2 separate regions of the Mus musculus genome follow, and region 2 is linked to region 1. The links are chromatin loops, found by intact Hi-C in ENCODE. Cell type or tissue: gastrocnemius. All regions are shown on one strand. Each heading gives the region's core, and the rest is flanking DNA. Links, peaks and the distances in the headings are about the cores only.

Region 1 (15,898 bases), core at 4,720-12,719:
TGATCAAGAGGGAAAGGCCCCTTGTGGGTGGGACCATCTCTGGGCTGGTAGTCTTGGTTCTATAAGAGAGCAGACTGAGCACGCCAGTAAAGAACATCCCTCCATGGCTTCTGCACCAGCTCCTGCTTGAGTTCCAGTCCTGACTTCCTTTGGTGATGAACAACAGTATGGAAGTGTAAGCCGAATAAACCCTTTCCTTCCCAACTTGCTTCTTTTTTTTTTTTTTTTTTTTTTTTTTTTTTTTTTTTTTTTTGGTTTTTCGAGACAGGGTTTCTCTGTATAGCCCTGGCTGTCCTGGAACTCACTTTGTAGACCAGGCTGGCCTGGTCTCAAAAACTCAGAAATCTGCCTGCCTCTGCCTCCCAAGTGCTGGATTAAAGGCGTGCGCCACCATGCCTGGCCCCAACTTGCTTCTTGGTCATGATGTTTGTGCAGGAATAGAAACCCTGACTAAGACACTGGGCATCAAACCAGAGAAGCCAGAGGTCTTAACTGCTGAGCCATCTCTTCAGACCCATACTTTTGCATTTCTTGTATTTCTCTTTTTTGTTCTTGTTTGCGCGCTCTCTCTCTCTCTCTCTCTCTCTCTCTGTGTGTGGTGTGTTTTGAGTTAGAGTGTCTCATGACTTAGCTCCGACTGTCCTGAAACTCCTGTCTCTGCCTCCCCAATACTGGGATTAAAGTTCTGTGCTGCCACAAAGGGCTTGCTTTTGTATTTCAAACAAATTTCCTGAGACTCAAACATCCATGATAGCAACAAAATCAGACCTTCCGTTGGCTTATCAGGGACGTTCCTAACATCCCTCTGTGAACCAAGTGTCCAGAAGCTGCCAGATAGTGTTCGGCCTTGGGCTGGGGAGGAGGAAAGTGGCAGAAATGCCCTTGAGAGAGGTGGAGAGATGGCTCAGCAGCTAAGAGTGTTTGCTGCTCTTGCACCCAAATCAGGGGGCTCACAACTGTGACTCTAGTTCCTGGGGATCCAGCGCCCTCTTTTGCCTCTTACGGCTTCTGAAGGCACTGCACACATGACACACATACATACGTGAGGCACGGATGTATACATAAATAAAGATAAGAGATGTATCTACATATAATGCTTTTGACAGTGAACATGAGGGTTCGTGGCACCAACGTGATGTGAGGATCCAGGGCCTACATCTGGTCTTCAGGAAACACAATGGAAGCACCACAGCTCTGTGGCTGAAGAACTTCTCTGTGAGGAAACCAAGCACACAGGCTTGTGTGCAAACGCATGGAGGTGGATCAGCAACTGGGGTTGAATGTGGCAAGAGCCGGTGTTGAGAGAGGAGCAGGGCTTGTGCTGTGGAGAATGGAGAGGTTTGCTCCGGCACATGAACTGAAGAAAACACTTGTTAGGATGTCCATGTTCTTTGGAAACAGTAAAAGTGGACCTTGACTTTTTCCAAAGATAAAGAGATGAAAAGTGTTTTTTCAGGGAAGGGGTGAGTACTCAGATAGGCAGCCTGCAAAGCACACACAGCACAACAGACTTTAAACTCCACAAATACATGTAGGAAGTGGGCTAAACTCGGCCACAGACACTGACCCAGGGCGGCCACCTACCTGATTTCTTGGGAAGCCTGAAGGTAAGGCTGGAAATTACCTGGTGACTGGTGACTTGTATGTTCTGGGTTTTGAGGGCCTTTCTGGAGGTGGTAACTGGTCAGGTGCCTCTAGTTCTGTTCACAGACTTGAGCAGCCAGAATTGACTGCCAGAGAAAAAAAGAGTCCGGCAATCCTGCTTACCTTTCGTCCTCCTCTACCTCTCTATTGTCACCTCATCAGCCTTCCAAAGCTTTGCTTACTAAAAACACTGCTTCCCATTTAATTGGAAACGGCAAGTTTCTGCAGCTCCTGACTCCAAACAGTCCAGGGATAGCCTTAAGTATGAGGCCCTTCCTTTGATGCCCACAAGGGGATGCTGGTGTCATAGGTGGAACCAATCTGCAAAGCCACTAGCATGGGTCTATCTAGAGACCAGGCTTTCAGCATTTGACCTAGGGGAGTAGGGAGCAGCCTGCAGAGACCCATGTCAGGCCTGTCCCACACATGAACAATGACACTTCCTCACCTGGGCCCCTCATGGGCCCACAGTCTCTCCTTTTGGATTAGCTGGGACCCTGATTTATTGCCTTGTTTCGTGTTCTTCAGTGTCTAGGCCAGAAGCAGCAACCTTGAAAGGTGCCAGACTGACCGGATCCAGCCTGCACAGAGTGAGAAGGACTCCTACAGTCACTAAAATAGCATAAGAGATCTCTTGTATAAAAGTCAAGATCTTACCAATTCATTGGGAATCTAGGTCGTGGAGACCCCAGGGCTTCAAGGCAGGGTGGGCTGCAGTAGAGAGTCTTCTCAGCCCCTTCTCCCTGCTCCCTGCCTCTACCCACTCCCCTGCCCTACCCACTACCACCCCCCGACATTTCTCTGTAGTCTAGGTTCTGTTCTTTCCTCTGGCTGTGCAGCGGCATTGCTCCAAGGGCTGTGGAAGCTATCTGAAACCTCAGAGCACAGTTCTAGTACGTCCCACTTTGAGGACCAGCTCTTCTCCCAGAAGACAAGAGACCCCTGAATGAAGCTTTTGTCTGTTGCCCTAGGGTTTTAGTCAGGTGATCTAGGGTGATACAATCCAATGTGCATTAAGCATGAGCTTCTCCCATTTTTATTTGGGGGGGGGGGTGTTGTTATTTTATGTGTATGAGTGTTTTGCCTTCATGTATGTATGTATGTGTGCTACATGTATGCATGGTGTCTGATGAGGCAAGAGGACATTGGATCCCCTGGGACTGGAGTTACATGTAGAGAGCTTTGGGGGCTGCTTGGCTGGAATCTGATATTGGGCCAGGACAAGGAAGTAAGCTCGGAATCTAACTTAGAACAGGAAAGTAAGTTCAGGCAGGAATCTAATTTTAAACTAGAACAAAGAAGTAGGCTTCAGGTAAGAATATGATTTGGGGCTTGGACAGGGAAGTGGGCTCATTGTGATAAGCCCTGAGAAACAGTGATGGTGGGAGTGATCATGGAACTTTGTGTATTGCTTCGCTTGTTCCTTGACTGTGTTTAATGCCGTGTTTGTTCCTCAACATAGAACTGGCCTTATCGCTTGCATGTAATTAAAATGGTATAAAAGCAGACTGGGAAGAAATAAATCTGCCTCAGCCTCAGAACTGGCTGGGGTCATGCTATAGTGTCTAATTGTCTTTTTCTTTTTAACCCTTGCTCCTGCCCTGGAGAACCTGTTGACTGACTGGCTTGGTCAGTTTCAGATGGTTGTGAGCCATGAAGTGGGTGTTGGGAACTTAACTCTGGTCCTCTGCAAGAGCAACAAATGCTCTCCAACTCTGAGCCACCTCTCCAGACTTCAGAGGGGCATTTTCTTTTACTTGTAAGATTTTTAGTTTTGGAGGGTTTTTGTTTTTGTTGTTTTTTGCTTTGTTTTGTTTAACTGCAAATCTGCTGGGCATGGTGGCTTATGGAGCAGGTAGATCCCTGTGAGTTCGAGGTTAGCCTGGTCCACATAGGGAGCTGCAGGCCATCCAGGACTGAATAGCAGCTGGAAGGGGTGACGGAGGGGGTTTGCAAAAGCTGTTTGGTTGGAGAGACATTGCTCAAGGTCAAAAGTATGACTATCCCAAACTCTTTTACAGAGATGATTGCAGGGACCGCCCGTTCACTGCTCGGATGAGCTCCAGACCAAGGAGTTGAATGAGAATCCTTTCATCAACAAATGTGTCTTTGATGGCTACTTTGCCACTGACCAGGTCCTGTAAACTTTGATCTTGGTGACTAGCGGCAGAGCCAGACGAGAAGTCACAGGCCCAAGTGTATTGGTGGAGGATGCAGAGACTCTAGTATGAAGCCTGCTCTGGAATCCCTGCCAGTCCTCCGCTGGGTTCAGTTGCCTCGTGATTCACAGGACTCACAGTAAACTCAGCTCAGTTCCTTTATCTGTGAAGCAAAGCTCAAGAACAACCATCTATCCCTCCAAGAGTGTTATCAGAATGAAGTGAGTCGATTCATTGAAAAACATAGAGCCAGGTTGACACCCAGCATTTGACCTGCATTTGCTATCATCTTGGGCTAAAGCAGAGCAGGAGGGTGGGGGGGGGGTGAGGGAGGGGGGACACCTAACTTGGTCTTTTTAAAAAGATCATTTTATAGACAGGTACCCATGCTTCCAACATATGATGTCAAGATAAGGGACTTTAGATAACCACCAGCTGAGTGTCTTTGGGATGTAAAGAAATATTTGCAAGCTGAAGGGGTAGCTCAGTGGTAGAGCATCTACCTGCTGTACACAGTCTCTGGGTTCCAGTCCCACCACTTAAAGGTTGGGCATGGTGGCACCTTAAATCTCAGGACTGCAAAGGTAGAGGCAGGAGGATCTCTGTGAGTTCCAGGCCAGCTAGGGCTACATAGAGAAACCCTGTCTCAGAAACAAAGAAAGAAGGAGTTTTCCTGTTCACAACCCTCAGTCTCTTCTGGTGGGTGTGACTCCATTTTGGAGCTAAGCAAATTAAGTCACCTCGCCCACTCAGGTAGATATAATGGGGTCTCTATTAGCTATTCTCCTTGTTGCACCAATAAAGTCCTTGGCAGTATCATGGAGGAGGGATTTATGGGGGCTCATGCTACAGAGGACCAGGAGGAGGCCGTGGAGCTTCTTTGTATCTTGGTGGGTCAGAGAACTCCTTCATGGCCCATCCCCAACAACTTCCTTCTGCTAGGTAAGGCATGTTTCCCAGAGGTTCCACAACCTCCCAAAGCAGCGTCACCAGCCGGGGATGAACCCGTGGGGGACATTTTAGATGTAACTGTAATACCCTCTGCTTGGAGTAAGGAAGTGAACAGGGGCAAGGAAACAAATGTGGCTGACTCAAAATGCCACACACATCGCACTGCACAGACCACTTGAGTTAGACTCTGCTGAGAACTGAGCCAAGTGCAGATTTCAGTACAGTGATTGGACAGGCTAATGACGCCTGCTGACGTCATCGGTGAATAGAATGTCACCTTTAAAGAAGAGGAAGCCTAAAACAAGGAAAGGACTGTCTGATTGGAAGCACCTTTAGAGAGAATTCTTTGTTTGTTTGTTTGTTTGTTTGTTTGTTTGTTTTTCTAGACAGGGTTTCTCTGTGTAGCCCTGGCTGTTCTGGAACTCACTCTGTAGACCAGGCTGGCCTTGAACTCAGAAATCCACCGGCCTCTGCCTCCCAAGTGCTGGGATTAAAGGAGTGTGCCACCACTGCCCGGCTAGAGAGGATTTGGGGACGCCTTTGCTAGCATGGGTGGAGTCACAGTGATTCTGTTTAGGTTTCTCCTAGGATATATGGTTTCTAAGTGTGTGTGACTACCACATTCCCAAGCTCATTTACTTGGGTTGCATTTTCAATAATCTATTTTTCCCTCAAAAATTAACTTTTGGCTTGGGGAGCCTGCTTCTCTGATAATTCAATTCTATCCTCCTTTGCCAGTTCAGGCTTGTTAGCTTAGCTCTGGCTATCTGGGTGGAACAAAGGTCTGGGGTAGGAATGAAGGCTTTAGGCTTCCTTCTTGGTCCCTACAGAATCTCTATAGGATGGAAGATTTTACATACCTTATTGGCCTAAGAAAAAAAGTTTAATCCTTTTGGCCGCATTTGTAGCTACCAGAGATATTAACGTGTATGGATTTTGGCCACTCCTTTGCAACTTTATTATCAACTTACAAAGAAGGCAAGCCTTAGACTAGAGTTTGCAGCACATCTGTGGAAACACCACAGAGCCTAAGCTGTCCACATGTTCTGTCTGGGAGCCCTGGACATCCCAGTCTCTGTCTCCAGGGACACCTTATACAAAAGGTCCCATCTTTGAGACAGATATTCCCAGCATGAGATTGTCAGGCTGTTGCAGGCAGCAGCAACCATCCAGCAGCTGATTCTGTGGCCATATACTGTGTTAGAAGACTGAGACCCAGCAGCAGGGGCCAGTCTGCGGACCAAGCCCAAGTGACCCAAGGCACACAGTCTGCTTAGGCTTCTCATTCTGGTTGCTCAAAAGTGAAGGCAGTCCCAAAGCTGTCCAAGTAGGACAACCCAGCCATCTCTCAATGAGGCCAGTCACTATCCTCAGTTTAAAAAAATGATTTCTGATACTTAGGATATAATTGAATAAATGGGGTTGTAGTGGTGCACATGTTTGGTCACAGCACTTGGGAGACAGGGACAGGCAGATCTTGAGAGTTTGAGGCCAGCCTCACCTACAGAGTGAGTTTCAGGACATATAGGGTAACACAGAAAAACCCTGTCTCCAAAAAAAAAAAAAAAAAAAGACACCAGTTAATAAATCATTAATTACTAAGATACAGCTGTGTGGAGCATTAGCTGAGTTGAGACTATCAGTTGACTATCAGAGACATTGTATCCTCTTGTTCTTTCCTTTGTTGTTTTGAGATAGGCTGCCGCTGTGTAGCCCAGGCTAGCTTTTAGTTCATGATCGTCCTCCCTCAGCCTCTCAGTTGGGATTACAGGCACACACCACAGCCATGCCTGGCTTTCTAGACTCTGCACTTATGGTTGGAGTATGTTGTGTCCCCCTTCCAAAAATTCTTATATTGAGATCCTTTCAAACAATGTGAGGCCTTTGGAAGATAGTTGAATCAAGAGAATAGTAGCATCCTAATGAGTGAGATCAGAGCCCTTATGTGGAACCCCTGAGAATCCTTTCTGATCCTTTCATCCATAAGAGAGTATAGGCAGAGGCTGGCATTTCAAACGAAAGCCTACCCACAATCCCACAAGCGTGTCCACCCTCCTGAATTGTGATAAATAAACATGGTTGAGGAAGTAAACCCACCTACCTGGTGGTATTTCTTCAGGGAAAAGAGAACTGATCGGGACTGGCCACTTGGAGAACCTGTATGCTAATTGGCCTGTCTCATACACACAGCTGCTGAATGTGGTGAAATGCTTCCAGGAAAATCACAGCCTTGAGACTGTGGCTCTCTCTCTCTCCATAACATTGTTGCTACTCTTGAATGTAACAGAAACATTCCATCTCTCCTCTGCCATTCCCTTCCTCCCTCTCTCAGCCCAGAGACTCTGCCCAGAGTCAGGAACTCCTCATCCAGTCCCTACAACTAGAATTCTGGCTCCAATAGGAGGCAGGAAGACACAGACTTTTCCTGGTCCCTTTACGGTCACCTTCCCTATAATAAGACATGGAACAGGTCCTCCAAATGTAGGGAAAAGCACAGGCAATCACTCAGAGCATCACATTCCCTTATAGACACAACAAGCTGAGGTCTGGTGATGCTGAACATGTTGCAACCACCAGGAAAATGTAGGTGTGAATAAAAGGAGACATGAGCTCTGGGTCTACAGGCATTTCCGATCATGATCAGGCCAGCGTGGCCTTCTGGACATGGCCAGCAACATAGCAAAATGTCAAAACTCCTCAGATTCTTTCTTTAAAATACGATCCTTTAAAAAGTCTCTGGCATCAGGCAGGGGCTAGGAGGATGGCTCATCTGGTCAAGTGCTTATGATGCAAGTCTCTGAGGATCCAAGTTCAAGCCCCAGGTTCACTTGCAATCTTGGTCCTGATGTGAGGTGGTGGATCCCTGGGGGTTCCTAATCTAACCTCACTGGACAAACTCCAGGCTAGTGAGATTCGGTCTTGAAAACCAAGGTAGAGGGCTCATGATGAGGCACACCCAAGGTTGATGCCTGACTTCTGCCCCTCAGACCTATTCATGGTTTCCAGTTTCAGACTTTCAATTTTAGGGTACCACAGCCTTAAGTTCCACACCCATAACACAAACCCAGAAAACTCTGAAATAAAAATCACCCTGAACCCCAAAACTTGAGGTAATCCGCACCACCTAAGAAAGTCTCAAATATCAGACATTTAAACACTCAGTCCTATTTTCCAAGTCACTGTAAATTTCAAATAAAGGGACAGTAGAATATTTATTTTTCAATACCATTACCTATGGTCTTACGTGATTCTGCCCTCACCTCAAATCTTTCTAGGTATTAGTGCTAGAAGACCAGGGTTTTAGGAACTAAAAGTCTTTTTAAAAAAAAAAAAATAGCCGGGCGTGGTGGCGCACGCCTTTAATCCCAGCACTCAAGAGGCAGAGGCAGGTGGGTCTCTGAGCTCGAGGCCAGCCTGGTCTACAAAGTGAGTTCCAGGACAGCCAGGGCTATACAGAGAAACCCTGTCTCGAAAAACCAAAAAAAAAAAAAAAAAAAAAAAAAGGTTTTTTGATCGATTTTTTTTTTGTTTTTTTGTTTTTTGTTTTTATTTTGTTTTTGTTTTGAGACAGGAGCTCAAGCCATCCTCAAATTCACTATGTAGCCAAGGATGACCTTGAACCTCTGATGCCTCCTGCCTCTGCCTCCTCTTCTGAGATTATAGGTTTGGATCACAAAACTGATTTATGCAGTGTTGGGAATTGAACTCAGGTCTTTATGCATCATAGGCAAGCAGCATACCATCTGAGTTACATCCCCAACCTAAATGTCTTTTCTGCCAGGCCTATGTTGCCTTCCCAGTCAATAGCCCCAAGGCTCGATATCTACCTGGAAAATTATTAACTCTGTCACACATTTATACACTGCGTGGTAATACTGAGATGGAGAATTGGGGTGTTGTAAGGAGAGACGGGGAATGCTTAGGCTGTAAGAGCCAGCTTTGAATCCCATGGCTAACAGACCCTGTTGGTTTGAGCTTTGAGTGTCTTGTGCCTTTTAAGGTAGGAGAGTTTGCAGGATTATCGAGAGGATTATGGGAGGCAGACTTTGTAGAGTGTGGGACAAAGAAAACTTCCCTAAGAAGCCAGATATGGTATCACAAACATTCCAGTCCAGCACTCGGGAGGCAGAGGTAGGCAGATCTCTGTGAGTTCAAGGTCATCTTAGTCTATGTAAGAGGTCCAAGGCCAGCCAGATTTACACAGTGAGACAAAAAGAAAAAGTAATGAAAAGGAAAAAAGAGGAAAAAAAAAAAAAAAAAGGAAGGAAGAAAACACTTTTCCATGGCTCAGCTAACCTTGAACATACACATGAAGCATGGCTTAAACACAAATGTCATAAACACAAATGCTTTTTTCCCCAAAAGAGGTTAGTCCAGGAGTGAAGAAGACATTTCTGAGGCTCTTGGCAGAGACACTGATAATGTAAGCCATCCTGGTCAGCACTTAGGACTTTCATAATACCCTTTCATGCTGCCGCTGCTACAGCTTCCAAACAGCCATGAACCTGGCCTGGGAAAGAGTTCTTTCCCCCACGAAGTGACAGGCTAAACGGCCAGGCATGAAAAGGGATTACTGGATACAGGTCTTCAAATAATAGTGAGGTCCCCAGAAGCACATCGGGCTGAGAAGGCGGCCTTCAACTGTCCGTCAGTGAAAAGGTTGGCAGTTATGAACATCATCCTGGTAACAGATGTCAGGTGCTGGCAGACCGACTGCCAAAACCAATCTTCCTCCGCCCCCAGCTACCAAGCTGACGGAGAGCTGGGCACAGTGGGCCTGGCAGGCCCCTCTTGCTTGGATCATTGGCTGCGTTATTATTTCTCAGTGGCTGCGTAAAACAGATGGTTTACTGTGTAGTCTTGATTTTCTGTGGCTTCCAGGACCCTATTCTTCCCTCAGGGTCCGGCATGTAATCAGTTATGACAGCGGCGGTGCACGAAGGTTCCTGCCGGTAAATCCAAGCATCTCCCTCTTTAATGCCGGTATAAACCACTGCCTCCGCCTTCGGAAACCTGCGAAGATTTGCCTGTGCAGCACCGTGGCAGATAGCGCCCTCTCTCGCAGAGTTGCAGTTCTCTGGCCCCTGAAAGCCCCTAGTCTATACTTGGATGGCAATTGTTCTTTTTGTGGCTTGTTTGGGAGAGTAGGTAATAGGTACGCTAGGCCTGGACCTCTGAACTAGCTACGTGGTCTTCAACCTGAGACTTCCTGCCCCAGACTCTGGAGCGCCAGGGTTAGAGGCATGTTTCACACTGTCTTCTTTGGCTTTAGACTTAGGGTCCTGTTTGCATTCTGGTGAGTCCTTCTTTAGTTTAGCAAATAGTTTTATAATTGGTATATAAAAACTGCACATATTTATGGGGTAACAGTACTGTCTGGATTCACTGCGTAACGATAGATTCTGATAATTAGCCTGCCATTTGTATTTCTTTTCATCAACTACTTTAGATACTCTGGTGAATTTTCAATAAATTTTATTTAGATTCATTAAATAACTTAATTTAAAAGCTGTGAATTAACATGTGAATTAACCTGTCACATAAACATGAGTACCTGAGTTTGTTCCCTAGTACCCTCGGGAAAGGCAAGCCCCGGTGACCTTGAGCTTCTGGTCTCCCTGCCCCTGCCTATGTACATGGTGGTGCATGCTTCTATTCCCAGTGCTGGGGTTAGGGGTTGAGACAGGAGGGTCCCTGGGTCTTGTTGGCCAGCTAGTCTAGATGAACCATGGAGCTTCATGTTCATCGAGAAACCCTGTTTCAATAAATAAAGTGGAGAGACATGTACGATGGTGTATACTTTTAATCTCAGCACCCCAGGAGGCAGAAGCATGCGGATCTCTGAGTTCAAGGCCAGCCTGGTCTACAGTTGAGTGTGTTCCAAGACAGCCAGGGATACACAGAGAAACCTTGTCTTGAAAAACCAAAACCCAACCAACCAACCAACCAACCAACCAACCAACCAAAACTCAACCTAAAAATAAATACAGTGGAAGGCCATGTATTTGTATTTACAAGACCCAAGCTCTGCTGGGTCATGTAAACGGAACTTCTATTCTCAGAGGCTTACTGCTGAATACACTCAGCCTTTCTCTTTCTGAGCTCTTATTGGTTGTTTAACTGAGCTATTCTGGCCCAAATCTCCAAGCTGACGAATTCAAACTGGCTTCTCTGGGATTCTCTCTCTTGATTTATTTATTGTATGTGAATACACTGTAGCTGTCTTCAGACACACCAGAAGAGGTGTGTCTGAAGACACATCAGATCGAATTACAGATGGTTGTGAGTATCCATGTGGTTGCTGAGAATTGAACTCAGGACCTCTGGAAGAGCAGACAATGCTCTTAATTGCTGAGCCATCTCTCCAGCCCCCTGTTCTATTCTCATAAGAGTTGGGCATACCCTGTTTCTGACTCATTCTGTAAAATCTTTCTCTAATTTATCAATTCTTTCTCTGAATCACCAATTAGATATCACTTGCTTGGGATTTAAAGTGTGATTTAAGGGCATGTTAGTGTTTAGCCAGAGGGATTAAAGGTCAGTTGTTCCGGCAAGATCACACAGACCTAAGTCTTTGAATGGGATCCCTTGTGGGAACAGCCATGTCGCTGGATTAAAATTCCTCTACAGGGTCATCCATTGGGAATAGAGTTTGAGGGTCTCTGAAATAGCCGTGTGCCAACTAGCTTTGTGAGCCTAGACAAACCGCCTTAATTTCTTTTGGGGCCACATTTCTCATCTCTGTACTGAAGATAAGAAAGCCTACCTATTCTGTCTCCCTCCCAGTTGCTACAAGGTCAAATGCAATGATACACTGTTGAATCTGTCTCAAACATTCTATCTCTTATCTAAACTATAATTGGGAAATCACCACACATAGACTGTCAAATGCAAGGATTTAGAAAAATACAAGAAGACAACACATCCAACATTAATTATGACCCATGTAAGGCTTGGGCCTATAGTTAAACAGCCTGCCTCTCTCTCTCTCTCTCTCTCTCTCTCTCTCTCTATATATATATATATATATATATATATATATATATTGTCTATAATGTCATAGTCATCTAAATTCGATTGCTGTAATAAAGCACCAAGACCAAAATCAAGCTGGGAAGGAATGAGTTTATTTTGAGTACACTTCACACTTCCACATTTTAGCATATCACTGAAGAAGTCAGGACAGGAATTCAAATAAGGCAGGAACCTGAAGTCAGGAGCTGAAGCAGGGGGCATAGAGGAGTGCTGCTTATGGGCTTGCTCCGCATGGCTTTCTCAGCCCAAGAATAGTACCAGTCCTATAATGGGCTGGGCCCTCCTCCATCAATCACTAATTTTTAAAAAAAATTTCCTACAGCAAGACATTATGGAAGAACTTTCTCCATTGAGGTTCCCTTCTGTGGTGGTTTAAATATGCTTGGCCCATGGGAAGTGGCACCGGTAGGAGGTGTGGCCTTGTTGGAGGAAGTGTGTCACTGTGTAGGTGGGTTTTGGGGTCTCCTAGTGCTGAAACTCCACCTAGTGTGGAAGATAGACTTCCCATTCACAGCTGACCATTGTTGGGTTAGGTGGACTACAGACTGTAAGTCATTCCAATAATTTCCCTATTGGAATGTTTCCATAGTTCCAATAATTTCCCTATATGTTCCCATGTCGGCCTCCAGCAGAGGGGAAGGCCCAGATTAAAGGTGTGCACCACCATGCCTGGACCTAACCTGTTCTTTACTTGGAACTTGCTTGGTCCCAGTTTGGCCTTGAACTCAGAGATTCGATTGCCTCTGTCTCCTGGGATTAAAGGGGTGTATCACTTCCCATTCCTACTGGATGCCTTCAGATCAAGATGTAGAACTCTCAACCCTTTCTGCACCATGCCTGCCTGGATGTTGCCATGCTTCCTGCCTTAACGATAATGGACTGAGCCCCTGAAACTGTAAACCAGCCCCAATTAAATGTTTACCTTTATACAAGTTGGCTTGGTCATGGTATCTGTACTGGTCAGGGTTGTTGAGAGTCACAGAAGTTCTGTAATGTCTCTATGTAGTAAGGGAAATTATTGGAATGACTTACAGTCTGTAGTCCACCTAACCCAACAATGGTCAGCTGTGAATGGGAAGTCTAAGAATCTAGCGGTTGCTCAGTCCCACGAGGCTAGTTGTTGCAGCTGGTCTTCTGCGTAAGCTGGAATGCTGAAGGAGTAGGTTCCGACAGATGTGCTGGCAAGAAAGTGCAAGCAGGCAGGGAAGAAGGTTGTCCATTGTTCCCATGTCGGCCTCCAGCAGAGGGGAAGGCCCAGATTAAAGGTGTGCACCACCGTGCCTGGACCTAACTTGTTCTTTACTTGGAACTTGCTTTGTCCCAGCTTGGCCTTGAACTTAGAGATTCGATTGCCTCTGTCTCCTGGGATTAAAGGGGTGTATCACTTTGCCTGGGCCTAAGCTTTTCATGGCCACTATGCTTCAAAATCCAGATCAAAATCTTCCAGCCTCAAGATCTGGATCACAGCCATGCTCCCATTTTTGGACTGAAGTTCATTCCAGACACAGTCAAATTAGCAACTGAGAATAGCCATCACAGTGTCTCTTCACATCAATAAGACCCTAACTAAGACAACTTCTTTTAGATAACATTAGCTTGTGTCAAATTGACATAGAACTAGCCAGTATATTGTTTTATCATCATCACATCATCATCATCATCAGACAGGGGCTAACAATGTAACCCCTGATGCCTGGAACTCCCTGTGTAGACCAGGCTGACCTAAAACTCAGAAGATTTTCTTGCCTCTGACTCCTGAGTGCTGGGGCTAAGGGTATGTGCCACCATACTTGGTAAAAATAAATATAGCCAAAAGGGACTCTTGTGCCCTCTCTTTGGCTATGAGTCTGTTGAAACAATGGATCCCAAGAGACTGGGAGTCTCTCCATCTCTCCGGGAATCTCTTGCTGGAGTGAGAAAAAGTCCTGAAGGCAGTCAGAGGAGGGAACAGTCTCTGGAAGGAACATCACTTGCTAGAGATAGGCAGAGATGAGACATTCCTCTGTGGGCGACTACACCTTGGTGGCTGGGCTGCTTAGGCATGTCTATCTCTTAGCTTCCATTTAAAATTTCAGAGAAAATTTAGGATCCCACCAATGGACTGAGGTGAGGAACAGTGGATACACTGAATAAACCTCTTTTTCCTCCTTTTTTTCCCTCACTATTTATTTGGCTCTCAGTTGTCTTAGGAAGGCTAGATGGCCAGGCCTGGCTGGCTGGGCACAGGCTGTTGACCTCCAGCCCCTATAGCCCTTTTGTCCCTATGTTCCTATTATATGGCTGAGGACTAGAGGCTCAGTCTCAGTCTTGAAGACATCTATTTATTTGTTGATATTTCTTTTTATTTTATGTGTCTAGGTGCTCTGCCTGAATGTCTGTGCATAACGTGAGCCCAGAGGTCAGCAGAAAGTAAATGGTCTTCCTGGAACTGCAGTTACAGATGTTTGATTGCCTCTGTGGGTGCACTGGGCTTTGAACCTGGTTCTCCAGAGGAGCAAATAATCTGGGCTCTTAAAGGGTTAAGCCAACTCCCCAACCCCTCTCGAGGGGTTTTATACAGAACCTTTGTCCCTGCATTTGTTTTTAAGGAAACGACTTTCCTCTAGATCAGTGCAACAGAGATAACGTTCATTACAATAGGAATTATTTTAAGAAATGGTTGAATTAAACTCTTAATACAACAGGTATCAGTGGAGAGCTCTAGAGTAACTTAATTATAAATGATAGCAGCATTAGCGAAAATACTTGGTAATAATGTTTGGGAGGACCAGGCTCAGCAAAGCAGAAGGCAAGAAAGTGGCCTGACAAAAGTCTTTGGTTAAGAAGTTGAGAGAGAAACTAGGTTGGTTTGGATCTACATACCTACTTTGACCTCACTTCCCAGGTAAAGGATAACAGCTAACCCTCAAAGGATGCAGTCTGGCTGTGTAACCACCAGAGGAGAGCCATCGCCTTGGCACACTACAGGCACACTACACCTTGCACGCCTTCCTCAAATCAGTTCAGCATAAAACAATCAAAGCAGTCCTTATCTGTCCCTGGTGCAGGCGGCGGTCTAGCTCTGGCAAGACTCCAGGGCGTTAACCCAGGGCGGGGCCGCGCGCACCTGCCAGGCGCCAATCACAGGTTGGCGCGCAGGAGCGCAAGCGCCACTGGCCTGGGCGGGGCTTCTCCGGTTTCAGGCTCCACCTTTATTGGCAACCCTGTGGTGACGTTCAGCCGCCTCGACCAATAGCTACGGGGCCGGTCCGCCGTGCAGACGGAAGTAGTGCAGGCAAAGTGGTCCCAGAGTCAGGCGCAGCGAGGTGCTGCTGCAGAGCCGGGTCGTGGCTCACGCGTCTTGTGCCAAAATGCCGCGCTTCGCCTTGACCGTTATCCGCCAGTGAGTATCGCAGTTGCCGGGAGCTTCCTGGCCTGGGTCTCTTCTGGTCCCTACGTGCTCCAATCCGGGGAGGGTGGGCTTTCCATGTGCTTTTTCTTTGCATCCTCTCGTGTCCAATCTTTTATCCGCGACACCCTGCGTGAGGAAGCCGGGTCTTAAATGTCAAGAGCCTTGCGTTTTCCACGAGGAAAGAAGTGTGGAGAAGCACACGATCACGGTTCCCAGCCATTGCGAGAAGACATGACCCGGCCTCTCGACTTTTCAGTGTGACCTTTTCTGCCCCCTAGTAAATTCCAGAGTTTTTAGAATTGCTGAGCCACACCTCATCTATCCTATGCTGGTTGCCTTATTTTCTCACCCTCCCCTCCCCCTTTCTCCTTGCATCGGGGGTACTTTTGCAATTTACCTCCCTTCAGAGGCTACAGTTCTGAGGGAAAAAATTAGAGAGTTCGAGATCTCCGTCTCAGTCGACTGCATCACCCTGAACAAACATTTTTATCATGACAGATTTCATGGAGCAGAATCTGGCTTTAGGTCACCTATCGTTTTCCTTCCCAGTACATGTTTGCCTGGTGATGATGGTAGGCAGATTCAGGGTGGGTAAGAGGAGGGAAGTTTCAAGGCGTTGCTTGGTTGGGATTCAGGCTCCTCGTTGGGATTCAGTAGCTGCCTCGTAGGACAGACTTAATCTTTCTGACCTGCGTTCCGATAAGCAGATTGGTGGCAG
Region 2 (15,898 bases), core at 2,925-10,924, 70 kb after region 1:
CTTTACAAGAGCAGTATGTGTTCTTAACGGCTGCGGCATGTCTTCAGTCCAAATTTTAATATTTTGCAATTTGCTATGTAAAGCCCAGATTTAACCTAATTTTAGGTTAATCTGACTTTAATCAGATTGTATTGATTGTAGCCTTTTTATTGATACTAGTTTTTATCCTTTGACTTTAGACTTAAGCTACATATGTGTTGAGCTCAAACGATCATAAGATGTAAAAGCCAGAAAAAGATCATGGGACTTGACACAACCTTCTATAGTTTTGAAGGCATCTTCCTCATGGACTTTAAAAGAGTCATTTACTTAGTATGTTTATAATACAATTCATGTGCACTAAATTTGTTTTTGAATGTTGTTTTTAATGAAGAGAGTTAGTGTATAAAATGATGTTTTTCAGGCCTGGAGAGATGGCTCGGTAGTTAAGATCGGTTGCAAATGATCTGTTCACATCCCAGCATCTATACTGCAGCTCCCAGCCTTCCAGTTCCAGGGTAGCTGACACTCTTATCCGGCTGCTGATGTCACTGCACACGTGTAGTGTACAGACATACATTCAGGTAAAACACCCATGCCCATACAATCAAAATATCCTTTAAAACCATATTATTCTACACTAAGTTGTTTTCTGGAAGCATCCTCTTATTGGTCTTCAAAATTCCCCTCCATGTGTGTTGTCTTTCTGGTATGACTGACCCCCACCACAGGGCCAGGGTTTAAGCTAAGTGGTGGTAACCATAACCATCACTGAGGTACCAATACTTATCAGAGCACACAAGAGGTCTCATAAGCAATGTTTGCTGGACAATGGACTGAGTAAGTGCTTGCTGCCCACTGAGGGAGATGGGTAAAGAGGCAGAACTGACATGCTGATTCCAGCAAGAGCAGCAAGGATGCCATTCCCGTAAAGACAAGAGAATGCTTGTTTCCGGCCAGCATCTGCCAAAGATGGTCCAGGAAGGAGGACAGGGATGCGGATCATTTCTCAGAAAACGTCTCCATTCAGGCACGGATTCAGTTGGACTGGGAAGCAAAAACTTGTGAGGGAGTAGAAAGAGTGAACGGGGTCTTTCTGGCTACTCCCACCTTCTCTCGCTCCAGCTTTCTCTGTCTTTCCCCACTGCCTTGTTAGCAGTGAATTCCCGTTTCAGAGTCTAAGAACTGATGTGACCCAGGAAGAGCCTGAAATCTGAGGGAAGAGAGGCTACAGCCAGGGGCCTTGACTGTTGCATTGTGAAGCCTGACTGTAGTCTCACCTCCTCTCATCTCCTCATTAATGAAAAGAGACAAGTACGGCTCATATGGGCAGGAAGAAACCAGAAATCACATGCACAAAAGGCAGGGAGCATTTAAGCAGTGCCAGAAGTTGCTGTTTGGAGCATATTGCCTGAGGGGTCTCTATCAGAGAGGATCAGTTGAGTCCAGGTAGCCTGGCCTAACTAAAAGGGAGTCACTTGGTTGGCGGTGTGTCACCGTGACTGCTAGCTTTATTTTGATTGTTAAATAAGCTGGGTGTGTAGGTTCTCTCATGTGTATTTGAGCACTTCTGAGTAGTCTGACATCTTGGTCATTTTAAAAAGTACAACCAAGCATTAAAAAAAATCATGTAACAATCTGATCTAATTTTAAAGAAAAATTCAAGTACTTGAATAAGTGACTGAAGACGTATTCAGCCAAAACCTTTGCTTCTGAGACATAAGATAGGAAATGCTAACCACTTCCAATCTTTCTTTATAGTTTTATTTATAAAATTATGAGAAGTACAAGTCTTTCTTCCCTTACCTATGCAGAAGGTCAGACAAGCTCAAGGGGGACTTGAGGGGAAAGTCGTGGAATTTCAGGAGCATTCCAGCATTCCCCTGAGCTTGAAGGGAAAGTTGAAACTCATTATGGTGTAATTACGTAAGGGGAACATCGAAGGCTGTTTCCAATGCAGCCTTGAAGTTCACATGTGGGGACCAGATGGACCTCCTGTAAGCCTGAAAAACAGCATTGTCTCTAAGTGTGGTGCCCCCCACCGCACTCCACCCTGCCCCACACATAGGACTTCAGTCTCCTTATGTAGAATGAAGCAACTGGCAAAGATTATTCCTTCTCTACCCAGACTGTGGATCATGCTCCTTGAGCAGTTGCTAAGCCTAACAGAACTCAAAACATTTAGGAAAAGCCCCTGCTATTGGTTGCATTTTGAATGTTTCTAAAGTTCCACATGCTAGTGGACTGACCTTTACTTAAAGGCCCGTGAGTCCCACTGGTGGCGTGCCCTTGAAGGGGACTGTGGGACTCCAGCCTCTTTTTCCTGTCAGAAGCTTGCCTTTGCTTCATCACACAATGGTACTCGCCTCACCACGGGGCCCAGAGCTCTGGGATGCCCAATTATTGATTGAAAACTCCAAGTCCATGAGCCAAATGAGCCTTTTCAATTTATAAGTTGATTGTCCCAGGTAAGCTGACTAAGACATCTGAAGGGGTGACTAACATGCAGCTGGGGCTGACACAGTAACATCAGAAGACCCCTGTGGTCTCATACACCAGGAACATGCTATCCCTGTGACTTAACAGGGATGGATAAATGGCAGTGCACATACACAATTCTTCCTCTCCAGTCTGTGAGAAAAGGTGGAAGGTTATTTATGAAATCATAATTGATGATTGTTAGTCACATTCGTTACTCAGTTCCATGCTGTGACAAAACGCCTGACAGAAGTAGCCTTAGGTATGAACAGTTTATTTCCTGGAAAATGATGTGTGTTTCCAAAGATTTCAGTTTGCAGTCCTTAGCTCCATTGGTCCTGGGCTCCCAGGGAGGCAGACTATCACAGAATAGGGAAAAGGTTAAGGGCAAGAGACAGAGAGAGTAAAAAAAGATGGGTGAAGGGAAAGATTAAGCCCCCAAGGACATGACCCAGTGACCTACTTTCTTTGGTTAATCCCATATCCTGAATTTCCCAAAATAGTGCTGCCAGTTGGGGACTGAGCTTTCAAACACAAGAGTTCATTGAGGGGTTGGGAAGAAGGGCATAATATCAATCAAGAATGTTGTTTGTTTATTTCTGTACATATTTATTTATTTTGACAGTTCAATTGGTATAAATGACCCTTATGACCACATTTTTCTGACTCTTACATGATTGTCCCTATTTCCTTTGTTATATCTTTGGTTCATCTTTGGTTCTCTTGGCTTGAGCTGCTTGGTCTAGGCTCTCATTTCTTTGGTTTGGTTTTGTATTTTAGGGAGCTGAGGTCTTAGATTCATATTTAGTTTATCCGTGCTCTTTAGGGAGGACAACAGTGTTAACCCTGACTTATATCTGTGCTGTGTATTCTTTTATTTTATCATTGCATTCTTCTCAGTATTTCAAGTTAGACTCTTAACTGTGTCTTATTTCCTATAGTTGTGGATTACATCATGTGAAATGTGGGTGTGCAAATGCTGACAGCTTCTTCATATGCTGGTGCTGGGAAATATTTTCTCTCAGCACACAGACACACGGACACACACACAGAGGGAGAGAGAGGGGGAGGGGGAGGGGGAGGGGGAGAGGGAGAGGGAGAGGGAGGGGGAGAGGGAGAGGGAGAGGGAGAGGGAGAGAGCTATTCCTGCAGGCACGTTCCCCCTCCCCCCAAGCTCCCTCACCTTCTAGCCCCCTTTCTCTCCTTCTTCATCGGGCTTTTCTAAATTGTTGGAAGACTAATCCGCTGTAGCTCAGCAACCACACAACCACATTCAAGATACTCTATGAAAGTATCTTTTTGTTCCAGATCATGCGTGGAATGTTCTTTCTAAAAAAGACTTGGGGAGGGGTGTCCTGATTTCAACTGGGGGTCCAGTTTCCATGTGTATTGTTTCTCATGTGGGGGTGTACACATGAACATTTTTCTTGTGACTCAAAACTATTTAGGGCAGAAAAGCATAATCCAAGTAAGAAATGTTTGGTAATTTTGTTAATAAGGTAAACAAGAAACTTCTAGGAACAACTTTGTAGACTACCTGATTGTCCATCCACCCAAAACATTTACCAAATGATTACCCTTTATGTAAGAAACTGTGCCAATCACTTTCTGAGCAGAGCTAACCATTTCTCAGGGCTAGCCTAGCTGTCCTGCTCTTTGACACTGGCCACGTTTTCCAATGAGTAGGGGACAGGTCCACCTCTGACCCACAAGAGCGTTTCTGCCTGAACAACATCAGAACAGCATCAGATAATGCCTGGACATCCTCAGTGTGTATCTTAGTTACAGTTACTATTGTTGTAAGGAAACACCATGGCCAAAAGCAACATGGCAGGAAAAGGGTTTGTTCGGCCTATGCTTTCATATCGCCGTCCCTCATTGAGGAAAGTCAGGATAGGAACTGAAACAGGGTAGGAACCTGGAAGCAGGAACTAATGTAGAAGCCAAGAAAGGGGTGCTGCTTACTGGCTTGTTTTACCTGCTTTCTTGTAGAACCCAGGGCCATCAACCGAGGAGTGTCACCACCCACAATGCACTGGGCCCTCCCTAATCAATCACTAATTAGGAAAATGCTCTACAGTTTTGCATAAAGCTCAATCTTCCGGAGGATTTTCTCAATTGAGTTCCCCTCTGCCATGACTCTAGCTTGTGTCAAATTAACATAAAATTAGCCAGCACAGTATGTATCTGTGTTGTGCTTCGCATGGGTTGCCTCTGTGTCTTCCCTACCACTCCAGCAAACATTGAGTCGCTGATTCCTGATGTGGGAGGAATGCTTGTATCGCCATCTCCAAATCCATATATTAACCTGATCTCCCATATGATGGTCATCTGAAGATTGGGCTTGGGAGAGGAGGTTAGGGTTCAATGAAGCCTTTACAATGGAATAAATGCTTTCATAAAAGGAAGAGAAGGAGAGAAGACTCGAGGTCTCTCTGAAGACACCACCAAGAAGAAAGCCCATGCCAAGAACTTCATCGTGGCGGCATCCTCATCCCAGCTCTCCAACCTTCAGAATCCATGATATAAGCAACAGTCCATGACATTAGCATTAAGATAGCCAAGATGGAAGTTCTCCGTACAGGTGACAAAAACCAAGGCTCAGGGATGTTCATTATAATATCTTGTCAAAGCTAGTCTACTGTTTCCTCCTGCACTCTGCACTCAACACAGTTGACCCCTGTTCTGAGCCCTCTCCTTAGCACTGTTCAGTCTATGCGTTGCTGGTTGATTCTCTGGGTCATGACCTTTTTTCATCTGTATGTTATAAGCACTGTGAGGGCAGACCTTTATTTTTACTGCCCTCCACTATACCCAAATGAAGGTACAGTGCCTGCCTTATGATTTGACAGCACATGAACAGATATTCTAGCTCCAATTCCAGAGAAAGAATCAAACCACCAGACGCTCCCTGGCATGCATTAATTTGACCGTATGCAATGTATATTATGTTGGTAAACTGTCCTGTGTTGCTTGAGTTCATTGACGAGTTGTCTCTAGAAATGGGGCCCTCTCTCCCACTTCAGACCCAAGTGTGTTTACGTCATGTGTCCTCCAAGACCTCTTTTCTGGGGATGGTGACAGAAGGGGAAGAGAATAACCAAACACCCCTACAGTAAAGACGCCAGGCCTTTGAGAAGGTAAACCATCACCACCAGATGCTAACGTTGTTTGCTCAGTGATGTACACAGGATGCCCTGAGAATGAGAAGCCTCAAGTCTAGCCAAAAAGAGAACGCTCAATCAAGAATTCCAGCTAAGTGCCTCTACTTCCCTGGTCAGGGTTTGATGAACTTTAGGAGTGATCAACTGAGTGATTTTATCTTCTTGTTGTTATTCATTCTTTTCTTTGGAAGGCTCACCTCAGGGAACATTGCTTCACCAGGACGTCTGTGTTGGGAACTCCAGCTGGCTGCCTCGAAGGGGCTTCCCCAGTTAATCTCTGCTGGACGTTCAAAGCACAGGATTTGATATTTTTGCGTGATCTCTCTCATCCAAATCCTCGATGTTTATTTATTTTAATTTTTGCTTGTTAAACTTTCGGTAAACTCATTAAAACAAAAGGTATGGCTATCGTAGATTATTCTGATGGTTACACAGCATTTTAACATTTACATGTGGCAAAATGAGCATGCTCAAAAGATTTGAAGCACTGTGTGTAGACGTTACCAACTGTGGTTGTTTATTATTATTGTTAAGAAAGTCCATTTTATATATATGAGTGTTTGCCTGTATGTATGTCTGTGAACCATATGTGAGCAGAGTCCCTAGAACTGGAGTTATAGATAGTTGTGAGCCACCACATTGGTGCTGGGAATCAAACCTAGGTCCTCTAAGAAGAGCGATCAGTACTGCTGAGCCATCTCTCCAGTTCCATTGCCCAGATGTTTTTACATGGTTCCAAAATGTATCTTCCCACCTCATAAAACAACAGGAGCAATACAATGCAGGCCTGTGTTTTGAAACTTGTAGTTTGGGCTAGAAATAAGGTTTAGTAAGCTTGATCAGATATCTAAAGACTAAGAGCGGACGAAGTAACCACATTGCCCAGAGTCCAACAGCCAATTCCTGTCAAGGTTAAGACTATAATACGGGTTTCCCAACAATCTGGCTAATTGAGACAGATGTATCCATTCATGGTCTACGTTATTTTAGTATCTCCCCAGGCCCTATGTGATCATGCAAAATATCAAATGCACTTCACCCCAACTTTCTATCCTCACTAACAAAAGAGCAAGAAAAACCATTTTTCACAGTGGTAGTTTTTCAGTGTTAGGGATGAACCCAGGGTATACCCCCACCTTGCAAGTAAGTCAAGCGCTCTACCTCTGAGCTACATCCCCAGCCTCCTATTTGGATGTCTCTATCTTTTTCTGTTGTGGATATGAGCATTCATATGTGTGTGGTCATGTAGGTTTGCACTCTGACAGGGAAACAGGCACTGCACAGCCCAGGATCTATTTCCAGCATGTATTGTTATTAAGATGCAGATGAGGGGAGAAGCCTGCAAAAGGTTGGTGGTATATTAAGTTCTAAACTTATCCTTACCTCGAAACAGTTGTCTTTCTTGCTTATTCTTTTTATATGAGATGCAGAGTAAAAAAAAATTTTTCTCTAATATAGAATACACATCGTGCCATGGGTGTTATTGATGACCAGTTTGTACTTACTTGAGTGCCATAAAGGGCTGTAATGATGGCTGACCTGATTTGTTTGTTGCTGACGGGCCACTGTCTGTTCTAAGAAATTCAGCTTTAATTCATGGAATAGATCCATGAGAAAGCTACTTAATGATCGTGTCCATCTTACAAAAAGGGAAACCGAGTCTCAGAATGAAATGACTTGTCCAAGAGCATACATCTTAGAAGGAATAGAGTCAGGACTTGAACCCATGTGGTCTGTGTCTGGCACCCGTGCTCTGTTCCCCTCTATGCATGGACCCCCTTGGCATGGGGACTCTGTATGCTTTATTCTCTGCCGCTCCTCTCATCATGGGGAGATAACAATGGAGCTACGTTGAACTGAATGGGAAAAGGTGCTACTTAAAATGAACTCCTTTTCTTGGAAACTTCCAGGACAGATGCTTCAAGGCAACTCTGAGCAACACCTTAAAGACAGCTCAGAATGCAGTGGTGTCTGGAGTGGGTTCAGCCTGAAAGGAACATTCTAGCCCGCTAGCCCCTGTGGGTTTTTTTTTTTTTCAGCCATAAGGATTCAATGTTCCCTTGATTCCTAGAATTGTTTGTTGGCCGAAGTCGGAATGCTTACCAAAAATCACAGCAGAGGGACCAAAGGTGACAGGAACCTTGTGTTATCTTGTGGCCCAGGCACCTATTTACTAGGTTCCCATAGCTGTGCAGGGCTTTCCCCATCAGCTTCCTTTAGAATTACTCACAACTACTGTAAGCAGGGGGCGGGGCATGTGGGGAAGAGATCCGTCTGGCTCTGGAGTGCCTCTGTGGCAGAAAGCCAAAGGGGTCTTAGGACCTCTGAGCCCTGCTGCCTGGACAAGAAAACTTGGCAGTCCATGTAGGCAGCTCAGAACCCGGAGCTGACTTAGCCACCATCAGTCACGGATCTCATTCACCAACTGGCTCAATGAATAGGAAGGGCTTTTTCATGTCCCAGTTAGGAACACTAGTTTTCTAATCATTTTTTTCCCTAGCTAAATCCTGTGTACTCTCAGTGTGTCTATTTGTATATTCTTCCCAGGCAGGCTCACCTGTCAATACTGGTCATTGATTGGGGATGTCATGATAGCCAGAGAACTCCTGCCTTCAAAAGGCAAACAGAAGAAAACCGAGGAAAATCCATTAAGGCTGGTTGATCATTTTGATTTAAAATGTAGAATTTTTTCATTGTGCTATATCATGCACTTAGGTTTTTAAAAATTCAGACTAAACTGTATTTATACTGATTATCGGGGTTTTGGAGCCCCTTCTTAATTTTTTTTTGCTCTCTGGGATAAAGTTTCTCTTTCTTCATGTTCATTCTGCTCTTGACTCCATAGCACGGGTCTGGGGAAAGGCCTGGATGCAAGGTCAGCCCCTCCTCACAACGATCTATTGCCAAGAGACAATTGCTGTGGGCATATTTGATGGTTAACGGAGAATGGCTCCTAACAATGAATAATCTCTGAATTTCTTCTAATAGACTGGGCGTATATGCAAGTGACGATTTCTCAAAAAGAAGTAGAACATTTCCTCATGGAAGGACTTAGGATTATTTGGGGGTGGGGGAGTTAATGAGCTTTTAAGTCTGGACAGGACTTACAATTTATTTATTTATTTATTTATTTATTTATTTATTTATTTATTAACTCATTTATTTGAATCCAAAGACCAGGATCGGGCCACTCCTCTCAAGACCCTATGACAGGCCCCCTGCACATGTGTCTTCTACAGTTCCTTCACATGAAGAAAGGTAAGTCCACTGAAGGAGCCTTTAGCTTGAAGCAGACATCCCCGAATGTTGGGGTCCAGAAATCCTTTCCAGAGCCCCCGCCTTTCCCCATGGGGCAGAGCTCAGCAGAGATGCCAAGAACCTCATTCTAGAGTAGCTTCCAGCAAGCAACCTAGCATCAGGGTAATGATGTAAGTCTCCTACAGTGCCTTCCCCTGCCAGGAACTTAGATGGGCTGGGCAAGCAGAGGCTTAAGGGTGGGTCAGGGTAACAGAAATGCTTGAGGGGCTTCTCTGAGCCCTGCCTGACTCTCATACAGGCTTCCCATGCTCAAAAGTCTGGGTACCAAGCCAGGCAGGGATCATTTCAATGGTGTGTGTGTGGAAGCCCCCAGACCCCATTTCTAGCTGCCCCTTTCCAGCATTTCAAAGCAGACCAAATAAAATTGGCCGAAGGCTGCCAGAATGGCTGTGATTTGGGGCTCTCTGGGCCTGTCAGTCTAGTCCCCAGCCTGTCGCTCATGCAGCAGATAATTTCTATAAATGCCGGTGACATGAGGGTGGATAAAATCCATTACTTCCTAGTTGGGGCAAATGTACCAGGAATGTTTGCCCCTTCCTTCCTTCCTCCCTCCCTCCCTTTCTCTCTCTTCCTCCCTCCCTTCCTCTCTTCCCCCTCTCTCCCTTCCTTCCTCCCTCCCTTCCTCTCTTCCCCCTCCCTCCCTTCCTTCCTCTCTCTCTCTTTCTCTCTCTCTCTTTCTTTCTTTCTTTCTTTCTTTCTTTCTTTCTTTCTTTCTTTCTTTCCTTCCTTCTCTTCCTTTCTTTCTTTCCTTCTCTCTCTTTCTTTCTTTCTTTCTTTCTTTCTTTCTTTCTTTCTTTCTTTCTTTTTTTCTTTCTTTCTTTCCTTCCTTCCTTCTCTTCCTTTCTTTCTTTCCTTCTCTTTCTTTCCTTCTCTTTCTTTCCTTCTCTTCCTTCCTTTCTTTCTTTCTTTCTTTCTTTCTTTCTTTCTTTCTTTCTTTCTTTCCTTCTTTCTTTCTTTCTTCTTGACAGGGTCTCTCTATACAGTCCTGGCTATCCTGGTACTAGCTATGTAGACCAGGCTAGTCTTGAACTCACAGAGATCCTCCCACCTCTGTTTCCAGAGTTCTGGGATTAAAGGAGTGCACCATCACATCTGGCTCTTTAAATTATTTTGTTATGTGTATGTAGGTGTGTGTGTGTGTGTGTGTGTGTGTGTGTGTGTGTGTGTGTGCAGGTGCCTGTAGAGGTCAAAGGAGGACATTAGATTCCCTGAAACTGAAGTCAGGAGCCACCTGACATGGTTCTAGGAACGAAACTCAGGTCTTCAGCCACAGCAGCAAGGACTCTTGGCCATCAAGTCATCTATCTCTCCAGCCCCCTGTTTATCTGCTTCATACAGTACCTCTTTACAGCCTCTCTGGGCAGGAAGTATCATCATCAAACAAGTCAATGAAGCTGAGAACTAGTTGATTGTCCACCAGCTGCATATGGAGCTGAGATGTGCACTGATAGCCCTCTACCTTCACAGGCACATAAGGCTGAAGTAGGGAAAGCACCCAGGAGGCAAGGGCCTGCGGAAGGCATGAAGGGGCATTGAGATGGGACTCTCAGGGAAGACACAAGACATCCAGGTAAATTAAGGATGAAGAGTGAATAACTTTAGGCCATCTAGATGACTCAGTGGATAAGGACATGTGCCACCAAATTTGACAATCTAAGTTTGAGCCCAGGGACCCACATGGTAGAAGGAGAGAACTGACTCCTTCCAGTTGCCCTATGACCTCCACATATGCACTGTGATATGTATATATTCACACCAATACCCACACCCACATAAACAAACAAACAAACAAATATAAACAATGGAAATTTCTGAAGAGAACGACTAATTTATTGTATTATTGTAGTAGAAATAAGTAATAGTAATTGTTATTGTCATAAGCTACATGGTCTTATATAGCCCAGGCTGACTTCAATATATGGGAGTAACTTGCTGTTGGCCTGAAGTCTCCATTGAGTCTCCCCTTTTCTTTTCTGCATCTAACAACATAACACAAGAAGCAGGAAAGCTGTGCAATAGGTGAGACCAGGGATCCTGAAGACAAACTTGATGGTCTTAGTATGGAGTCAAGCTAGTCTGCATCCCACTTCATCAGCATCATGTGCAAGAAAGGAAGTTACCAGGCCGATGTGGGATGGTTTTTTGGATGTGAGAAGGTGTCTTTGAATTCAGCCTGCACCTACAGTGATGGATGAGCCTTGAAGTCATAACACTAATGGAAAAAGTCAGATGAGGAAGTACAGATGTGGTAGGATCCTTCCTCCAGGAACCATGTAGAATAGGCAGGCAGTGCACAGAGACAGGAAGTGGGATGGGTGTTGTCATGAGATGGAAAGAGAGGAGGAATTGGAAATCGGTGGTTTACAGATTGGCACAGAATGATGGTAAAAGAGTCATAAAGAGGATTGGTGATGGTGGTTACACATGGTAAGCATCTACCCAATGCCATCAACTTGGTGCATATATCAGCACTGCATTGCTACAACAAAATGCCCGAAGCAGCTGACTTACATAGATAAAAAGGTTTTGTAGATCACTGTTTTTGAGATTCAAAGTCTAACATTGGTCAAGGTTTGAGTCTCTGTTGGTTTGTCCTCTGGTGGGAACACTGGATTATGGTGGAAGTCTATGGGAACAAAAGTCCATATGTTAAACAGGAGTTCAGAGACTAAAGATAGTTAGGACTTGATTCTTTCAGAAAAGTCTTCTACCAAGACCTTCTACCTTAGAACTTCCTACTAATCCCACCCCCCAACGGCCCTATTCTCACCCACAGTGTCACCATGCAGACCAAGCCTTCAATGACAATGGACCCTTGATAGACACTCGCCAAACTTTAGCTGCCTTAAATACATTTTTTTTTTTTTTAGTCAGACGTGATGGAGACACCTAAAGTCTCAGTTATACCCGGAAGCTCATGGGTAGCAGTAACACAGAAAGATCCCATTTCTTTTTTTAAAAAGGGAATCCTATATTATATGTATCTATACAGAGCAATACAGAAAGCCCCCAGATGGGGCTGCAGCCAGCTTGCAGCAGGTTGCAACAGCCATGAGAACTACAGAATCATAGAAGCAGCAGACTCTTCCTGGAGCTCAGTGCCAGTCAGGCCAAGAGAGGCTTTTGGGACTCAGAGGAGAGCATACTGCAGACAGAGGCTCAGCCTCCACAGCTGCTCATTATTCTGCCTTACAGGGTTAGGAGTACCAGCCTCTGGCTCCCTTGCTCTCCTCCACCCCTGCTGCAATGAGCTAATCTCCAAAAAGAGCCTTTGCACTTCCCAGAAAGATGGTCTATAAATACAGCATCTTCTTGTAAACCAGGACTCCAAGGTGATGGGCAAATCACCAGAGGTGTCCAGATGGGGTAAGAAGGGTCTCAGTACGATTAAATTTAGTCCTGGTCGTTTAGCTCAGATCACTGGCTCCCTCAGCCTGATGAGGACTCTGTACACTGTTCGTGACTCAGGGATCCATCGTCAGCCTCAGATAGAAGCTTCATGAGTTAATGTGGGGTTTGGAAGTGAGTAAAAATATCTATCAATACTGTTGGTATATCCCCAAGGTCCCAACTTTGGTCACCCTGTCTCTGCTAAATTCAGATCAGACACATTTATCCACTGATCAGACAAAACCTTACAAGGAAGCATCAGGAAGAGGCCAGGGAGGGCGATGAGTCACTTGGTGATGGGTCTCCATACTCTCTAGTAGCAAGATGGAATTCAGCAGCTCTCTACCCTGACACCCAACACTTACAATAACAAAAATTCCGGATTGTCATCTTTACTATGTGCAATGAAGCTCACAGTCGATTCAACTCACCTATACATTCATAAAAGCTTCAACTGCAGGGGAAAGAAAAGGCAAGTAAGTAGCTTAACATACTCTGTTGTCCAATGCCTTAAACACTTGGACACAGCTACATAACAGGACAGTAGAAGCAGTGAGTCCTGACACACACCCGTAATTCCTGTCTAGAGACTGAGGCTTCAAGGTCTGGAGTTCCAGGACAACAAGGGCCACAGGAGAAGACTGTGCCTCAACCAACAAGGACAAGGAGACCATGGCTTTCACAGATACTCACATGGAGTTACATAGATGCATGTGGAATTAGGAAGGAAGAACAAGAAAAAAATTCTGCTGAAAATTATCTATGGATTTTTTTGAGATTTGAAATAGGGTTAAATAAAAGTGTGTGTGAGAGAGACAGAAACAGACAGACACAGAGAAAGAGACAGACAGAGACACGGAGAAAGAGAGAGACAGAGAGACACAGACACAGAGAGAGTGCCTCTGTGAATGATACACTATGGTTATGTTAATATGATTTTTCCAAAACAGTAAAGGATTCAAGGGTTTCAAGTAAAAGAAATCATCATATTTCCTCTCCATCCACACTCTAGCTGGAAAGTTCCGGACGCCGTGACTCCCTTGTGCCTTCTGTGGAGCAGATTTGACTCTGGCTCAGACTCACAAGCCCTTGTTTTAGCCATGTGACATTCCAAAGGCTGAGCAGAGTAATTCTTCATCATGGAGACTGCATGCTCTGCAAAGAGACCGTTGCTTTCAGTCTCTGCCACTGACAGCTGCCACGCCAACCCCAGTGGAATCTGTGTGACAAGTTCCACAGACTGAGGCAAAAACTTCAAGGGAAGGTGTCCTCCTCGAACCAGTTGTGGAACTCTTGGCCAGAGAAAAAAATATTGAGCCGTAGTTCTCATGGCATTTTATCTGTTTTATCTTCTTTTATTCTTTTTCTTACTTATGAGATGTTCCTGATAGCCTAGGCTAAAGTTTTTAGTGAGAATAATGGGTACGAGAGCATCCCTTGAGATGGGGGGCACTAGCCATGACCTTATCTCCGGGGAAACCAGTGTTTCACTTTATAAATCATTTACAAGATAGTAATGATAGATAAAAACTTTCCCAGTAGGGAAATGCAAATCAAAACAACCCCGAGATTCCACCTCACACCAGCCAGAATGGCTAGGATCAAAAATTCAGGTGACAGCAGATGCTGGCGAGGATGTGGAGAAAGAGGAACACTTCTCCATTGTTGGTGGAATTGCAAGCTTGTACAACCATTCTGGAAATCAGTCTGGCGGTTCCTCAGAAAATTGGACATAGTACTACCGGAGGATCCTGCAATACCTCTCCTGGGCATATATCCAGAAGATGTTCCAACCGGTAAGAAGGACACATGCTCAACTATGTTCATAGCAGCCTTATTTGTAATAGCTGGAAAGAACCCAAATGCCCCTCAACAGAGGAATGGATACAGAAAATGTGGAACATTTACACAATGGAGTACTACTCAGCTATTAAAAGAATGAATTTATGAAATTCCTAGGCAAATGGATGGACCTGGAGGGCATCATCCTGAGTGAGGTAACCCAATCACAAAAGAACTCACATGATATGTACTCACTGATAAAAAAAAAAAAAGTGGATATTATCCCAGAAACTTAGGATACCCAAGATACAAGATACAATTTGCAAAACACATGAAACTCAAGAAGAATGAAGACGAAAGTGTGGACACTTTGCTCCTTCTTAGAATTGGGAACAAAACACACATGGAAGTAGTTACAGAGACAAAGATTGGAACTGAGATGAAAGGATGGACCATTTAGAGACTGCTATACGTGGGGATCCATCCCATAATCAGCCCCCAAACGCTGACATCATTGCACACACTAGCAAGATGTTGCTGAAAGGACCCTGATATAGCTGTCTCTTAGGAGGCTATGCCAGGGCCTAGCAAACACATAAGTGGAGGCTCACAGTCAGCTATTGGATGGATCACAGGGCCCCCAAAGGAGGAGCTAGAGAAAGTACCCAAGGAGCTAAAGGGATCTGCAACCCTATAGGTGGAACAACAATATGAACTAACCAATACCCCTTCCCCCCCCCCCACCCCCCCGGAGCTCATGTCTCTAGTTGCATATGTATCAGAAGATGACCTAGTCTGCCATCCATGGAAAGAGAGGCCCATTGGTCTTGCAAACTTTATCTGCCTCAGTACAGGGGAACGCCAGGGCCAAGAAGTGGGAGGGGGGGAGGAGGGCTTGGGGGACTTATGGGGTAGCATTGGAAATGTAAATGAAGAAAATACCTAATTAATAAAAAAAAAGAAGAAAAAAATCACAGAAAAAAACAAAAACAAAAATCTTTCCCAGCAATAAGTTTCATATGGCTACACGTGTGTCATCAGAAGTGGGCTTTGGTATATTGTTCTAGAAAGCTTTAAATAAAAAGAATTAAGATAGTTTAAATTTACATTTTGAAGATTTACAGAAAGAACAGGTACTAGATGTTGAATAATAACTGACCACAACAATGTATTAACCTGTTGCTGGAGTTGTGCCACTAGCCTTGGATGATATTTGTGCTTTCCTGTGCCAAATGACTATGATGATGTCTGTCCTACCAGTGACTGCTTCATTGAACCCATCTTTTCAGAATTGTAATAGTTGTTTCTTTATATATAAAAACCCTCGATTAAGAGCCACAAAATACACTCAGATTCAAACTGTGTTTCTGTTTGTCACTGCCGAATCCTTATCCACCTACCCTTGTCCCAGGAACCCCTATACCCTATTGGGGTAGTCCGTGGCAGACAGTCACTTTCCCCAGTCATTGTGACAAGCAAGCACCTCCCGTAAGGAACCTGAGGGCTCCCTTGAGGACTCTTGGCTTAGCCTGTCTGTAAGCACCCAGCATTCACTGAGCCAGCTCCTGTCCCGGTCTTCACTTGGATGTCTTTACTCTGGAGCAGGGAAAGGAGGCAGAACCACTCTGTCTTGCTGTGCTGGAAGGGCCAAGTCAGCCAGAGGAGTCCACTGTGAGATGACTTCAGATCATCACCACAAACACACTATCATCCTTGCTCCTGTAATGACTGAAGCTTCTTTAAACGTGTGTGTGTGTGTGTGTGTGTGTGTGTGTGTGTGTGTGTGT

Evidence for each region. A loop is a pair of places that touch in the nucleus more often than their neighbours do. Peaks named below come from ENCODE experiments on the same cell type or tissue, not always from the same donor. Only the 100,000 strongest peaks of a DNase experiment are listed, where the experiment ranks them.
Region 2: it touches region 1 in a loop (2.4-fold over the local background); 2 of 42 quality-filtered maps call a loop at or near these places.

The regions. Positions count from the first base shown.
Region 1 is chr6:127,108,709-127,124,606 of GRCm38, reverse strand. It overlaps Tigar (Trp53 induced glycolysis regulatory phosphatase), which reads left to right and starts at 15,055. Exons shown (of 6, transcript NM_177003.5): 1 at 15,055-15,171. The coding sequence starts at 15,140. In gastrocnemius, for the core only: no CTCF peak of the experiment used is centred there; a DNase peak (open chromatin) is centred at 9,499.
Region 2 is chr6:127,037,093-127,052,990 of GRCm38, reverse strand. No RefSeq gene overlaps it. Among named protein-coding and RNA genes, the nearest start is that of Fgf23, 28 kb to the left of the region's middle. In gastrocnemius, for the core only: no CTCF peak of the experiment used is centred there; a DNase peak (open chromatin) is centred at 7,917.